2 separate regions of the Homo sapiens genome follow, and region 2 is linked to region 1. A link is an interaction called in ENCODE POLR2A ChIA-PET data of the cell type or tissue named here. Cell type or tissue: PC-3. All regions are shown on one strand. Each heading gives the region's core, and the rest is flanking DNA. Links, peaks and the distances in the headings are about the cores only.

What was found. Peaks named below come from ENCODE experiments on the same cell type or tissue, not always from the same donor. Only the 100,000 strongest peaks of a DNase experiment are listed, where the experiment ranks them.
Region 2: POLR2A ChIA-PET joins it to region 1 with 5 read pairs; 4 of 35 experiments call an interaction of 5 or more read pairs at or near these places.

The regions. Positions count from the first base shown.
Region 1 is chr6:132,411,130-132,419,227 of GRCh38, forward strand. No RefSeq gene overlaps it. Among named protein-coding and RNA genes, the nearest start is that of MOXD1, 14 kb to the left of the region's middle. In PC-3, for the core only: no CTCF peak of the experiment used is centred there; no DNase peak of the experiment used is centred there.
Region 2 is chr6:132,330,125-132,338,222 of GRCh38, forward strand. The region is part of intron 4 of MOXD1 (monooxygenase DBH like 1); the gene reads right to left. Among named protein-coding and RNA genes, the nearest start is that of MOXD1, 67 kb to the right of the region's middle. In PC-3, for the core only: no CTCF peak of the experiment used is centred there; a DNase peak (open chromatin) is centred at 4,317; H3K27ac peaks cover 415 bases.

The DNA of each region.
Region 1 (8,098 bases), core at 2,840-5,339:
GGAAATAATAAGTAATAGGAAAGCATATTCATTCTTAATTCTTTAATTCACAGTGAACAAGAGCAAATGCCATGTGGTAAACTGCATGTTATTTAATAAGAGTGGTAAAGTTAGACAAACTGATCGATTATGTGGTAGTTATTCTTAAAGCATATTTATTGTCCATTCTGCATTACCTAATGGAACAAATGACTCCTTTAATATAAAGAAATTACCTGAAAAGCATGTATTTAAGATAATGTCAATTCCGCATGTTTCTTTTGGCTGAAAAGAGAAAAAGAACTAGAAAAAGCAACAGATTGAATTCCTCTGAATGAGTCAGAAGAGTGGGAGATGTGTAAAAATCAGGACGAGGGTGACAGCGGGATACCAGAGTCCTACCTGCATCAGTCCCATGGCCTCAGCCCATGTGATCCCCACCTCCCTTGGATACCAGATTTCAAGGTAAATTTCCATCAATTATGGCCACTGCATTAATTTGGCTAGTTCGTAGCATTTCACAAGGGAGCTTCTAAACCTGGAGAACAAGAGCTTGGGTTCTTCCAACAGACAACAGAATTTAACCTAAATAGATTACCCAGGAAAGCTCTGCCCAACTGACATAGACATTGATGACAGGGAAGACAAGCTAGTGCAAAGAGATGATAGTAGCAGTAGAGCTGAACTAACAATCCAGCCTGAAAAGGAAAGTTAAAGATTAAAATATAGTTTAAATATATGTGAGATACTATGTCAGATTTGTGAGCAGTCTTTTATGTGGTTGTGATTAGAAGAATGATCTTCATCTATAGAACAAATTTTAGTTGGGGGAGCACCACAACTTTAAAACCAGAAAGTCTAAGAACATTGTGATTTTTATGGAAAGAACGCTTTAAGAAATAGTACTCAAATATTTAATAGAAGGAAATGTTCACAGGATTCATTCTATAATGGAAAAATATTGTTTTCTGAAAAATCTCCCTTTTGTAAATATTTACCATGATTTACAAATCTCTCTACTTTTACCAATGATTAAAAATTATTAAAGCAGTTGATTTTCATGTAACTAGAGAATGTCTAAGCAAGAAAACATTTAAAAATTTCAAGTATATTATGAAACAAAACCTTTCTAAGAAACCATTCACTTCCTTAACTCATTGGGATTCACCCGTTTGTATATTTTGTTTGCTTGAAATTTGTGAAATGTTCATTTAGAGGTTGAAATGCAGGATTTTACTTTATTTATTTGCAAATACATTTGAGAATCTATTTTGTACCTATAGGTTGTAGGTACTGGAGATGTGCTAACAATACTCATTCGTTCCCCTCGTGGAGCTTGCATTCTAGTAATTTAAGTAACTCAGGAAATATTAGAGGTAGAATCAAAATAGAGGTAGTCACAAACCTGACAGATTTTTTCCCTTCTTGAGTTGGACATGAAACATTTTTCTTTAATATAAAACCATTTTTGAAATAGTATCACTTTGTTATTTTGAGCTCCTTCAAAAGAAAGAACAAAATAAGGGCCTCCATTCCCCTAAATAAATAAAGTATGGTGTGTTTTCTCCATGTGGCAAGAATTATTGGAACAAAGTAACCAAAACAAAGCAAAAATCTGGGGAAAGAGTATTTATATAAAAGAGAACAGTATCAAGATACTCTTATGGAGCCAAGACACAAAATTTAAACCACCATAAAGAAATAATGCATCCACGCACTAAGGAAATGAATAGAGATGTGTCATTCTGAGCAACGCTTGAGTATGATGTTCACGAAGGTCTGAAATGCCAGTGCATTTCATTATGTGATATCCCAAATACCTAAAGCATAGATGTTTAAACCTATCAACTTAATTTATTGGGAAGCAAATTCAGCCAACAAAATCAATGTTTGGGTATGTATGGGACATTTTTTTTGGTTTTGCGCCCCTGTGGGATCCAAGTATGGAACATTTTGAATCATTGGCTTTGTTGCATAAATATTCTCAGCCTCCTCCCTTCTTGCATTCGCTCAATGTAATCTACACATTACAGTCATTCTTTGAGTCTCACTATTTCAGCTTCATTTCCCAGCTTTATTTCCTCTGTAGCATGACATCACTGTCCAGGACCCAGGCTCCACCACACACACAAGCACAGAGTTAAAATACATCTCCAATTCTGTAGTATATTTCATAACCACATGTTATGGAAAAGCTGTATTTTCTTAGAAAACATACATTCTCACAGAGCATCTCTCTAATATCTATTTAACCCATTTTTTGCAAAAGTTAAGACTCATTTACTGAGTCAGCATATTGAAACAGAATATAATTTTTAGGAACACAGTAGAAACTGAAATCTTTCTTCTATATAGATTTTTTTCCTTAGATATTGAGAAGCTTTTGAATATCCTGAAAAATATGATGAAATAACTTCTTTATAACCCCACACTCCTAGTCTACCAAGCAAATTAAAATGCCTGATTTAAAGCAGATGCAGATTTTAATGAATCATTTCTCTGTTTTCAAGTGCAGGCACACTTTATTTTGCAGCATATATAAGATTACATTGCAAGCATTTTTTTCAACGGGCACATACTTTATTTTGAATTAAATAAACCCAGCTTGTGATGATAGTGGTGAAAGTGACTGATCATTGAAATTTATGATTGTCTTTCTCCTCCCTCTCTCTCTCTTTCCTCTCTCCCTCTCTTCCTCCAACCCTTCCTCTCCCTCTGTGTCCTTCCCTCTTTTTCTCCTTCCCTATCTCCTGCTTTTCTTTCTCCCCTTTGGAGTTTCTATAGGCAGAGTATAAAAAAAAATAAATAACATTTCATTTGGGGGGAAAAGAAAGAACATGGACTTTGGCACAGGGGATTGCCTGGAATTGAATCTTGGCCCTGCCACTTACCAGCTATTCCACCTTAGGAAAGGTAGTTAACTTTTCTGTGCCTCATTTTCATCATTTCTTAAATGTGGATAAATTAGTAACTATCTCATAGGATTAATAGACTTAAAGGAGCTTGTATTTGTAAAGTCCTTAGAGCCTGGCACAAAGAAGTGCTGTATGAGTGTGCAGTAATAAAATAAATACATAAGCCTAAAGACAAAACTCTTCCTCATTTCAAGAAATAATTTCTCCAGAACAAAGCAATAGAAAGTGAGTTAAGCACCTAATTTTTGTTTACCTCCCACATTGCACCTGTTCTTGCATAACAAACACATTCTATTTCAAGAAGTTGAAATCCCTTCCTTTTTGTCCATCTAAGTTGTCTATTATTTCTGTGCCACGGGTCATTAATGAAAGGCAGGATTCTCTCTGAAATTAAACAGTGGGGAAGTCAACTGGAAAGAGAGAAAAGTGCAGCAGAAGTGACTAAAAGTGAAATAAAAGAAGCAGAAGAAAACATTAAAAAACCCCGTAATTAAAAGCATGCACAGAGTCCTGTTAACCTCGGCTGACTCCAATAACATGGTTACAAGAGACATGGTCTACTCCAGCATGTCGTTAGCCATAAATACAGAGGTAAAGTGGTCCAGGGCAAATAACATCAAAGGCAAAGGGAAAGTGGGATGGGCGAAGGCACCCCACCCAACCTCCCTGGATGAGCTTAGCGTAACATAGTTTTCCATCAGACTAACCAAACCAGCAGCGTTGACCTTAAATATGAATTTTTCACCATCGCTGGCAGATGAGCCTTTAAGTGGCGTCAGAGGCGGTTACTCTGGGGACCAAGGGGCCCACTGAAATTAAAGACAGACTTTTTATTCCCCTGTCTCTTGAGTGTTGACTGCTTGGGATCCTTGAATTTGACTTGGATGAATAAAGGCCCTCTCAGACTTGCAGATTCCCCCTAAGGGTTTTGACATCACTTCCAAAGCACTCGCCCTTATCAGCTGCATCATGCTGACCTCTGACCAAATGGAAAGACCTAGTTCCTGAGAGAATTCTGAGATGGCTATTCATTTGTAAGAAAGTTCAAACACAAGTCTGTGGCCTTAGGAAATCATTTTGAACTACTTATTAATTCTGAGAATTTAAAATGTGAATACGTCTTGTTATTTTGTATTGCTCCATAATTACTACATTTACTAAATTGCTATTTAATATCTACTCTCCTTAAAAAACAAACAAATGAATAAAATCAAAGGAGTGGTAAAATGTGAACATGTGTAGCAAAAGGCCAAGAAGTATTTTTATTTATATTTTTATTTTAAAAGGATAGTAATTTTGCTTGAGATCAAGACAAATGTGATTTCTCTGTGTGATTGAGACAGGTGGTTCCATATGGCTGTGCTAACTATGCAGTGTCGTTCTTCCCTTTACCAACAGCCAACCACTGACCTTGCCCTGGTTGTCTCTATTATTTAGCATAAAATTTTCTAACCAATTTAAATTATGAAAACTTTCTGCCACATAAAAAGATATAAGGAATACTATAACCTACTTCTGAATAAAGGTGTTCAGCTGAACACCTGATTTGCATGGACTCCCTCCTGAAACCCACCAATGTAAGTTTTTGGAGCTCTAAACCCATAAAGGAAAAGAGAATACAAGGAGGAAAAGAGCAGCAAACTTTTTGGGAGCTATAAAGCCTATGGATCAATGGCAACCTGCTTGGCAACTTGAGAAAACTAAATATTAACTTGGTAGTAGAAACATTTCAGGAGAAAGGTGATTTAAGTCACAAGATCTTCAGATGATGAAACACTGGGGACTCAAGAGGGCCCTGCAAGTGAAGGTGAGGGAGTGGGGAAGTGTTTGAAAACTTTAGGAGTCAGGGAATCCAACTCCCCACTCTGACATAGCCTTATCAAACATTATAACAGTGAGAAAATTATGACAGAAAAAGGAATCTGACCTAATCAACTCTGTCTTGTCTTTACCCTCCAAACTGCCCTTGTTTATTCCTGGGCATAGACCAGCTACCTTTGGGAGGAATTTAGTTTATAATTTAACTTTGAAACAAAGACAATAGCCCTTCTCCAAAACAAACCCCCTCCTTGCTTAGGGACCAGACTGCCTTTGTAAAACCAACAAATTAGCCATAAGATTAGAAATTATGGCTTAGGAGTCATGCAGCCAGAGACCACAGGATTCCTAACTTCCCCAGGTGCTCCAAAACATAATATTACTATTGTAAAATCTAAGATTGGTGTTTGAGTTATTTTTCAGACCCTGCATTCTGATGGATCAGCTGGTGCTACCCAGACAGGTAAACTGGCTCATCTAGTCTTGTGGTCCCCACCTAGGAACTGATTCAGTGCAAGAGGATGGCTTCAACTTCCTGTGATTCCCTCCCTGACCCAACCAATCAGCGTTCACCATTCCTTAGCCCCCTCCACACCAAACTATCTTTTAAAAACAAACAAACAAACAAACAAACAAACAAAACCCTTAGCTCCATGGAGACTTACCAGAAAAAAACTAAAAGTATCGATATAAAATAAAATAGAAACTCTGACCTCAGAATTTTCAGGGAGGCTGATTTAGGTAATAATAAAACTCTGGTCTCTCATTTAGCTGACTCTATGTATATTAAATACTTTCTCTATTGCAATTCCCCTGTCTCAATTAACTGGTTCTATCTGGGCAGTGGCCAAGAAGAACCCATTGGGTGGTTACACCTCTATTCTACTCAGCTGCTCCAATGATTCTCTTCAATTCCAGGCCAAAATGAAGGTTTATTCTGCAGAAAGGATAACAGAGAAATTTTAATTGGGAGAGAAAGGGACCATGCAACACTGAAGACAGGAGTCCTATAAAGGAAAGAGGGAGCATAAATGAAGTGATGACTGTCAAATGACTGCCCCTTCTTCTCCACTAGCTCCTAGAATGCTGAGAGCTGACTTAAACCCTCCAAACAGGAGATAGATTACTCACTGGAGGATCTACTCAGCCTAAAGATATTAATGTTGGAGACTCCTCAATAAAAGTGCCAAGTCCAATCCCAGGATGAAGCCCACAGTGTACAAGTCCTACCAGGCCCTAGAATTTCCTATTTTGCTGTCCAGCTTTCAGTATGAATGAACTTCAAAGGTTCTTTAGGTATTAGAGGAAACTTTCTACTGTTTTAAAATGAAAGTCAGCGACCAAAACAGCAATGAAAAACTAATAAAGGAAAGTAGATCATCCAAAAAAAAAAAAAAAAAGCCAGCTGAGAAGGAAAGTGGGAGGGAGGAACAAAGAGAAGTTTGTTAACAGGTACAAATATATACTTAGATAAAAGGAATAAATTCTAGTATTAGATAGTACAGTAGGAAAATTATAATTAACAATAATTTGTTGTGTATTTCAAAATATCTAGAAGAGAAGAATTGTAATGTTCCCAACACTAAGAAAAGATAAATGTTTGAGATGTGGATATCCCAGTTATCCTGACTTGATCATTATGTGTTACATACATGTATCAAAATATCACATATGCCCCAAAAATATGTACAACTATGATATATCAATTTAAAAAACACAAAAATTTCAACTCAAAAAAGTGGATACTATCCTGAGAAAACAAAACATAACAAAACTCTTTCACTGATATACTCAGAGAGCTAAGAAAAAATATAGCATCAGTTAAATAATAGCAGGATACTAGAAGAAAGAACAATTTTATAATGAAAGGAGTCTGAGAAATTAACAATAAAATATCAGCAATGAAAAACTCAAAAGAAGATTAGGAGCATAATGTTGAAAAAAGAAATGCTCAAGAAAGTTAAGCAAAAATCAGACAGGAGAATAAGATTTTAACTACTTGACCAAATTAGTCAGTAGTTCCTATCCAAATAACAGAAGTTCCAGAAGACAAAGCAGAAAGATTTGGGAAAAGCAGGAGAGGGATCAAATAATTTACAAAAATCTCACTGGGCCAAGAATGAAAATGAAATTACAGAAGATCATCATGAAATCACTGCATGTGGATGATTGCCAGACGAGGAAAAATTTTCATTAACAAAGAATCAGATTGGCTGGAACATCTCAAAAGCTAATTGGAAGCCCAAATTCATTAGAATAAAGCCATCACAATTCTTAAGGAAAGTGACTTCCAACCTAAAAATAAATACCCAGCTGAGTTACTGTATTAGTCCATTTTCACACTACTAATAAACACATACTCAAGGCTGGGTAATTTACACAGCAAAAGGGTTTAATGGACTCAGTTCTGCGTGGCGGGGGAGGCCTCACAATCATGGTGGAAGGCAAAGAGGAGCAAGTCACATCTTACATGAATGGCAGCAGGCAAAGAGAGAGCTTGTGCAGGGAAACTCCCCCTTAGAAAACCATCAGTTCTCGTGAGACTTATCCACTATCGCCAGAACAGCTCAAGAAAGACTCATCCGCATGATTCAATTACCTCCCACTGGGTCCCACCCACAACACATGGGAACTGTGGGAGCTACAATTCAAGATGAGATCTGGGTGGGGACACATCCAAACCATATCAGTTACCTATTGAGCATGAGAGTAAAATAAAGAATTTTTGAATTTGCAAAATCTTAAAACTTATCTTCTATGCATCCATTCTAAGGTATGCAAGAGCAAGAAAGAGGATTATTATGGAGCCATGAATCAGAGTCCCAGACACAAAAGAAACAGAGAGCTTCCCAAAAATTTGGTGAAGAGAGATTCAAAGATGTTGACTCAGTCATAGAAATAAACTGAACCACATTTGCAGAGAACAGAAGACTCCATGAGAACTTTCAGAACCCTGAAATTAACAGAGTACAGAGTGTGTTTGAGATATTTCATACATCTGGGAGAGTTTAAGGATAGATAAATGCCAAACACAAAGAAAACTAAGCAAACAACACACACACGGCAAAAGATAGGACATTTAGCTCTTACATTTAGATCTGTGATCTATTTTAATTATTTTTTGTGTATGGTATGAGGTAAGGGTTTAAATCCCTCTTTTTGCAAGTAAATATTCATTTGTACCAGATTATTTTTTGCAAGGACTATTTTTTTCTCCCAAGGAATTGCCTTGGCATCTTTGTTGGAAATAAATTGACCATAAACTTAAGAGTTTGTTTTAGAACTTAAATTCTGTTTCATTGATCTGCAGGCCTGTTCTTATGCCAATACAACATCATCTTGCTTACTGTAGTTTTATACTATCTTTTGAAATCAGGAATTATAAG
Region 2 (8,098 bases), core at 2,855-5,354, 81 kb before region 1:
GGTGTAGGTGGGCTGTAGGTGTTGCATCAGTTAGAGCAGGGGTCCCCAATCCAGTACTGGTCCGTGGCCTGTTAGGAACTAGGCCGCACAGCAGGAGGTGAGCAGTGGGCAAGTGAGCAAAGCTTCATCTGTATTTATGGCTGCTCCCCAACACTCACATTACCTCCTGAGATCCACCTCCTGTCAGATCAGCAGTGGCATTAGGTTCTCATAGGAGTGCGAATCTTATTATGAACTAACTGTGCATGTGAGAGATCTAGGCTGCGTGCTCTTTATGAGATTCTAACTAATGCCTGATGATCTGAGGTGGAACAGTTTCATCTCAAAACCATCTCCCCCATCCTCCAGTCCGTGGAAAAACTGTCTTCCATGAAACCAGTTCCCTGTTACCAAAAAGGCTGGAGACCGCTGAGTTACAGGGTTCTTTTTTCTTTCCCCTCAGAGTTCTTGGAATCTTTGTTCAGCTGATAAAGTAGCCCTGGCGTGTTGCTAAATATCCAAGAGTTTAGCCTTAGAGTTCATCAACACTTCTGTGTTTAGTCCTAACTACTCAAATTCAGGCACCGCATTTTAAAATCCTTGCTTGCTCTCTACTTTCAGCATGCACATTTACATGAAGTGTTTTCAGCTCTTTTCTCCTATGGCTTTGTTTTCCATTTTCTCCACAGTTTTTCTCTTTTCTGTAGGGAAATCTAAGCAAGGGGGGAAATGGTATGTAGTGGGTCGTGTCTGAATGGGCAGCCAAGAAATTCCAGTTTTTAAATCCAGTTTTCTTCTGTGTTACATAGCGAGTCATGCCACACCTAAGCCTCAGGTACATTTTCAACATCACATTCATGGAAAAAACATTGCACACGGTTTTGTTTGCACTTGTTTTGTCTCTAAAAGGTCGTGTGGCCTGAAGGCAGAAACTTTTCTATTTTGCTTGAAAAGGGTAGTTATCGTTCAAGCATGGTTGCATAGTAACAATGATTGCACAGAAGTAAAACCCAGAATTTCTATAAGAATTTCATTTTTATGTCTAGTTTGAGCTTCTGTCTGAGACTTGACGTTTTTGGGTTCCTCGGTCCTCCAAGGGGGACAGGGCACTGCTAAGATGTCAACAGTAAAATATTCAGGCACATGTGAGATTTTTGCTAAATACCTCATAAATTCAGGCAGAACCTTAAGGTTGTACTGAGCTCTGTAAGGTAGATCTTGGGAAGAAGCCATTAGGGCAAAGGAGAGTTGGTTACTGTCACGACAGTTTCAGAAACTAGTGGCCTTCATTGAAGTAGAGGAAGAGGGAGTGAAGGGTGTGTGATGCTGGGTGGTGCTTGACTTTGGGGAGCTTCAAATAAACAGCTTGAAAGAAACTTTTAAGAGCAAGTGCTTTTTTTTTTGTCTTCATAGGAAGTGCTAAAACTAACACCAAACTGCAAAGCTACCAATTTATCCCTGGAATAATAATAACATCTGTCTTTTATTTAGACCTACTATCTACTAGCCACATATGAATCATTCTATGTATTTCATTTAATATTTACAACAAATCTATAAGAAAGATGTTATAATCCTTATCTTACAGATTTACTGAAACTCAGAGATTAGACAACAAGCCCAAAGTACCACAGCTGGGAAAGGGTGATGGGATTTTAAACCAGGCTAGTGTGACCCCAAAGTCTGTACTTTCCTACGGCTACACATTATTGTAGGAAGCGTGTTGGAGATGCATCAAGGACCCTGGAAGTTGCTGCCGGTGGGAGGGAGGATGAAAGGCTTCAGTAAGGCAAGTTGCCGACAGCTGTCATCAACAAGGGTGATGACCTCAGGAGCCAATGCCAGAAGGTACTTCTGGAAGCCACTAGCAGGGACCACCACATGCAGATGCCCTCAGAGGTGCAGTGCCAGACTGGGAGTCTTACACCTGGGGAGGGGGCTCATGGCCTCCCTGCCACTCCAGTCCCAGTGCCCCTTGGCCTCTAGGATGAGAAGACAGACCCATGGCCTTTCAAGGTGTTCCTTCTTACAAAGGGCAAATAACAAGGCTTCTCTTTGAAACTTGATGAGGGCTTCAAGAAGAATTAAACTGTAATCTGACCTTCAGATTACAGATTGAGGGTGCAGCCTAAAACATGAGGATTTCCTAAGCAAAAACACCAACCCATAAAACAACAAGGAACCTTGCTGCAAACTTGGGTACTGATCACGGGAGGAGAGGATAAAAAGGCTTGGAAGAAGCAAGCCCTTGGCAAAATAGAAAGGATGTGAGCAAAGACAGGGAAAAAAAGAAAGAAAAAGAAGTGCTTGGAAATGACATGTAAGGATAAATATAAATTAAGAAACTGATAATATGGGAGAAAAAATTACCTGACTATCAAACTCCTGAAAAATAGAAGAATAATTTCTAGAGAGGAAATTTTCAGACCACCATGGGGATATTAAGTGAGACACCAAGAATGTTCCTTAAGGATGGACATAACTTGTTTAGTGGAGGGTACAACTTGAGGAAATGGGAGTACTTTGATCAGTGCAGGACAGGGCCATTGGCTCAAATGCTTAGCACAGGATAGGATTTCCCACAATGCTTCACGCCATGCTTACAAAGCCTGATCAAGCCAGGGCACTGCTACCAATCCCCTGATGGAGGCTGCTCGTTATTTTCTGCTCCCACAACAAGTTCTACAAACATTTTAAGCAGTCAACAAACTTGTGTTTTAAACTATGTTATGCTATTCTTCTTTAGCCAAGGCACCATCTGAGGAAGCAGAGTGAGGCACACACAGAGCTCCATGCCCCTTCCTGCTTGTTGGCTGAATGCTGCATTAACCCGACTTTCTGATGTGCTGGGTAACTGTCCACGGAAAAGACAAGACTTTTGTTTTTGCATTATTATATTACTTGTAATGATGACAGAGTTATACATTTTTTAATTAAAAATACTGAGGCTGGGCCGGGCGCTGTGGCTCACGCCTGTAATCCCAGCACTTTGGGAGGCCGAGGCGGGCAGATCACAAGGTCAGGAGATCGAGACCATCCTGGCTAACAAGGTGAAACCCCGTCTCTACTAAAAATACAAAAAATTAGCCAGGCGTGGTAGCGGGCACCTGTAGTCCCAGCTACTCGGGAGACTGAGGCAGGAGAATGGCGTGAACCCGGGAGGCAGAGCTGGCAGTGAGCTGAGATCGCCCCACTGCACTCCAGCCTGGGCTACAGAGTGAGACTCCGTCTCAAAAAAAAAAAAAAAAAAAAATACTGACCCTGTAATGTATCAGAGTAGCATTTAAAAAGTGTTCCTTATTCTGGTTACTTCACACATTCACATTATTATCACAATCACAGGGGGAATGCCAAGAGTTGCCTCTATTCAAAAATATTAAAATTGTACGAATTATTAAAGAAAGTCATGACCATAGAAAGTATACGAATATAGATATATTGGTATTCCTGACACTGGAATGAACATTTAATTTAATCTTGCTTGTAGCCTGGCTGTATGATGGCAGAAGAAATAAATAAAAAGAAATACAAAGCAGTGCATATGGAAGTGGAGGCAAGACACAAACATGGAAATTCCCCTGATGACATCAAACTATGTTATTGATCCCACATTCTTGTACAAAGGTGGGGTGTACAGACCCAGAATGGTGACAGGCCCGTGAGCTTACCTTCTGATGGCAAAACAGACCAGGCAAGGAGGGCCTGGCAGCCGTGGGTTATTTATTAACTACTGTGTGTATTAAAGGAACAGCCCAGAAACCAGAACACAGACAGAAAGGGAAAGACTTCAACCTGAAAGAGGAAAACAGTCTCTTCCATTAGATCAAGTAACGGGAGCTTTCAGATACACTTGAGATATCTTAGCAAGAAAAGCAGAGAACAACAATAAACAGTTGCTCAAGAGTAGCCAAAACCAAGGTGGAAATTAACACTGACCATAAAGCTGACCTTGACAACGACCGTTTTTCCTAATCTCATCATCTCTTCTTACGCACTTTATCCAGGTCAAATATGCCTCACATAGCCCCTGCAGCACAAAGAGTGCTTAATAACTATTTATTGAATTGAAATAAAATGAATACTACCCTTTCCATGAAGCCAACATCAATGAGGCTGAATCATTAAATTCATTTGCCTCTTAGTTTCTTGATTATCTCCACTATACTGCATCCCACTTCAGCTACTGAATCCCATTGTCACACCCTGCCCATGAGTACACTACCTCTGAAATTCTCTTTCTGTGCCTCTTTCCTTTCCTGTTAGCTCTTTCACACTTTTCCAGTTGCTCAGCCAGCCATTTTCTCCTGGAAGGTCACTGAACTCATCACTCACCAGCACTCACAACTGACCCAAATGCTCAAATGGTGAATCACTCCTGTCATCTGCTCCTTCTCATCCTCCACTAAGGACACTGGAGATAAACTTTATACAAGTATTCGCATGAGACTTCAAAGTTCATAACTCACACTTTTGCCTCAGAACGTCAATCTTTCTTTGGTTTTGCTCTGCATTCTGTTCAGCTCCCTGAAGTGGCTATCCTAAAACCTTTCCCAATTTATGCACACCTCCTAATCAGCTCTCAGCAAATGTCTTCATTATTTTGATGAGAGAGGAAAGCGTTTCTATCCACTCTGTAGCTGCCTGAGGGCAGAGCTGGGGGGATAGAATTTGATGCAAAGGACACAATATGATTGAAAAAATCTTAAATATCAGGAACCCATTTTATATATTCATTTTTTACAATGTAGAAAGTAATGAAACGATTCAAAGAATCTACACTTGGTGGCATCTTATTCTACTTAACTTGAGCTATACAGAGTGGGATGAGACATAGAGAACCTAAGACCAAGTGACTGGGTACAGAGATAATACCAAAAAATTCTATGTGTTGCAGAATTCCCTAGAACTTAGAACGAAGAAAATGTTTCAGAATTTGAGGCAAGAAAATCTTAGGGGAAATGTATATTTCCCTTCAGTGACTGAAAGAATGAGATCTTTGACAAAACTGTGCCTACCTGCTGATCTCTCTTCACCAGCACCTACCCTGAAAACAGATTCAGTTCAAAAAGGGCTTTTTGTGAAAGACACCGAGTATTGGAAAAAAAAAAATCCGTATGGTTTTGGAGGCTTCAAATAGCCAATTACCTAAACAATAATGCTGGCTGAAAGAAACATATTTTTTTTTTTTGCTTTATTTCCCTGTGCTGGGTTGAACAGCGTCTCCTGAAAATTCATGTTTACCTTGAACCTCAGAAGGGGACCTTATTTGAAAATAGGGTTTTTGCAGATGTAATTGGTTGAGAGGAGATCATACTGGATTAAGGTGGGATCTAAATCCAATGACATGTGTCTTTATGAGAGAAAGGAGAGAGAGATTCAGACATAGATACATACAGAGAGAAGATGGAGGCATGAAGATGGAGGCAGAGATTGGAGTGATGCTGCCACAAGCCCAGGAATGCCAGAAGCTACCAGAAGCTGGAAGAGGCAAGGAAGGGGAGTTTTTGGAAGGAACCTGGCCCTGCCTATATCTTGATTTCAGACTCCTGATCTCCAGAGCTGTGAGAGAATAAATTTCTGCTGTTTGAAGCTATCCAGCTTGCAGTCATTTATTACAGCAGCCCTAGGAAATTCATACATCCTCAATTTTCTACCACAAACTAAAAATTTGGAGATTTGTACATTTCTACCTAGGTCATGATTGTCCCTGTCATTGTTTGTGACACGAACTCATCAACTCATCACAAATACACATTTCTCATACATGACTGAAGCTAAATAGGTTTTTTTATTTATAGCTAAATATATGTGTGTCATGCTTTAGCTATTAATTTTGGGGGTAAAGCGGGAGAAAGTACCTTTCTTGTCTTGTCTGATTATACTCAGCAATATGTGAGAAACACAGGGAGGTTACTAGCGCCCTTTTGAACAATTTTCCTGTACTCATTCTTCCAACTCTACCCATTTAACCTGTGGCTCCTTGCTTGTTAAAACATGAGAGGACGAGTGGAACACAGCTCTTCAAAAACAACTTGCAACTCGATAAATTCAAAACTAAAACAAAAGGAGAGAGGCGATGGGTGTAATCTGTAATGAGCTGGAAATTTTGTAAATTCCCATCACTTTTCTTCCTGCCTGTTCTTGTTCCTGGCACCCAGCTTTACATACCCACCTGAGGCACAAGTTGCTGCCCACATAAAAGCCCGTAATCCATCTCTGGAAAAAGTTATCAAGAGGTCAGCTAGCTCCTAAAGTGATGCTGCCTATGGGAACATTTCAGCCAGAACTAACCATGTAGATGGATGAGCATATGATCATGCTGACATGCTCATGTGACAATGGGAGCACAGAGGTATCTGCCCCTCTCTCTCCATGTCTCCTGCCGTATCCTCATCCCTAACAGGAACGGCTCTTTTAGCCTGACAATGTATCCCAGGTATGAGAGACAACCAGAATTAACAAGGAAATGGCATCTTTGCACCACAGACACTCCACTCTGAAGAAGGTAAGGGTGCAATGCAAATCCTGACTTGCTGATGTGGTGTCAAGGGGCCACAGTCAAGGGGCCACAGCATGAATGGACCTGTCAGCTAAAGCACATGAGGTGATGGCAAGAAGAGATGAAGTGGGAAAGAGATGAAGAAAAGGAAGGAAAAAGAGAAGAAATGAGGGCGAGGAGGCTTCTGGGAAATAACTCACCCCTTACTGTAATCCCGAATTCTCATGCGTCTACCATCTTCAAACACAACCTTGCCCTGCCAGCCACAATTGGTAAGTTCAGGGAAGGGTGCCCAGCCTATCTTGGAACTTTTCAAACGACGAAAAAGAATTCAACCCCCTCTAGAAGCTGAATATGAGCTGTGAGGTTCAGCAACCTCCAGGGATGATGTTTCTCAGCACATGAAAGAAGCCAGCATTCAGTGAGATACCATCAAGCAAGCACACAGAGAGGTACCAGAGACAAGATAAGACAGGTTTGGCAGAGTTCGAACACTTCACTGAAGCTGTTCCTGAAACCAGTTGCATCTCTACCAACTGTGGTTTATTTACTCAAGTTTTCCTCTTAATAAATGAATCGATACATTCCTTTCTTTTTCTGAAACTAGTTCAGCTTGGGTTTCTATTACTTGCAAATAAAAGTCCTGATTAATAATCAAACACAAATAAGTATAAATCATCAATTCATTAATATGTATGTGCAATCATGCATGTGCTACCTGAAATTTTTTTCTTCACATTGGAACATTGCCACATAAAATACTTTGCTTTTGTTTTACTCTTCCAGTTTATTTACTATTCTTAATTGGACCTGCGTAAGTTAAAAATAGTTACTTCAGTAAATGCCCTTGAAGAGTAATATGTTGGGAGAGAATCACTTCCTCTACTACATACCTCTACTACATACCAATATCTTTCTCCCTTGCTTATTGATTTCTGAATTTCCACCTAGGCACTTAGGATTAAGGCTATTTGACTTGATGAAAGAGGTAACATGTTATGATTTACAGTCATTTATTTTTAAATATGAATGAATTAGGTCCTTTGGCCAAACACTTCAAGAATATAAAAACAAACAAAACAGAACATTACTTTTAAGACAGTTTATAACACAGCATGCTTAGTGTATATATTGTTGTTTGAATTTTTAATAGATTACTCATGAACTGTAAGGTACCTTCTGTACCTATATTAGCATATATAGTAATTATCAATTACTTGAGATATTCAATACAGCAGAGATCACCTAGAACTTTATGAAAATTTGAAATTAACATATCTATGGCCAACAAGAAGTAGTTAATTTTAAATTCATACGTATATGGCCAGCAAGAAGTAGGAGTGTCCCAGAGGTCCCATCTTGGCTGTGCGACTAACCAGCTGTGGGACATGCCATAAGTAAGTCACATGATAATAGCTCTGCTTCCAATCCAGCTCTAGTCTATGTACAGACTAGATGAATATATATATTCATTTAATCCTCAAAGCAACCTTATGTGTTTAGGTAAAAGAATTATTCCACATTTTACAGATACAGAAGATGAAGCACATATAAGTTAAGAAACTTGCCCAAGTGTCACAGCGCAGATTTGACTCTGGCGGTCTGGATCAAGAATGTGCT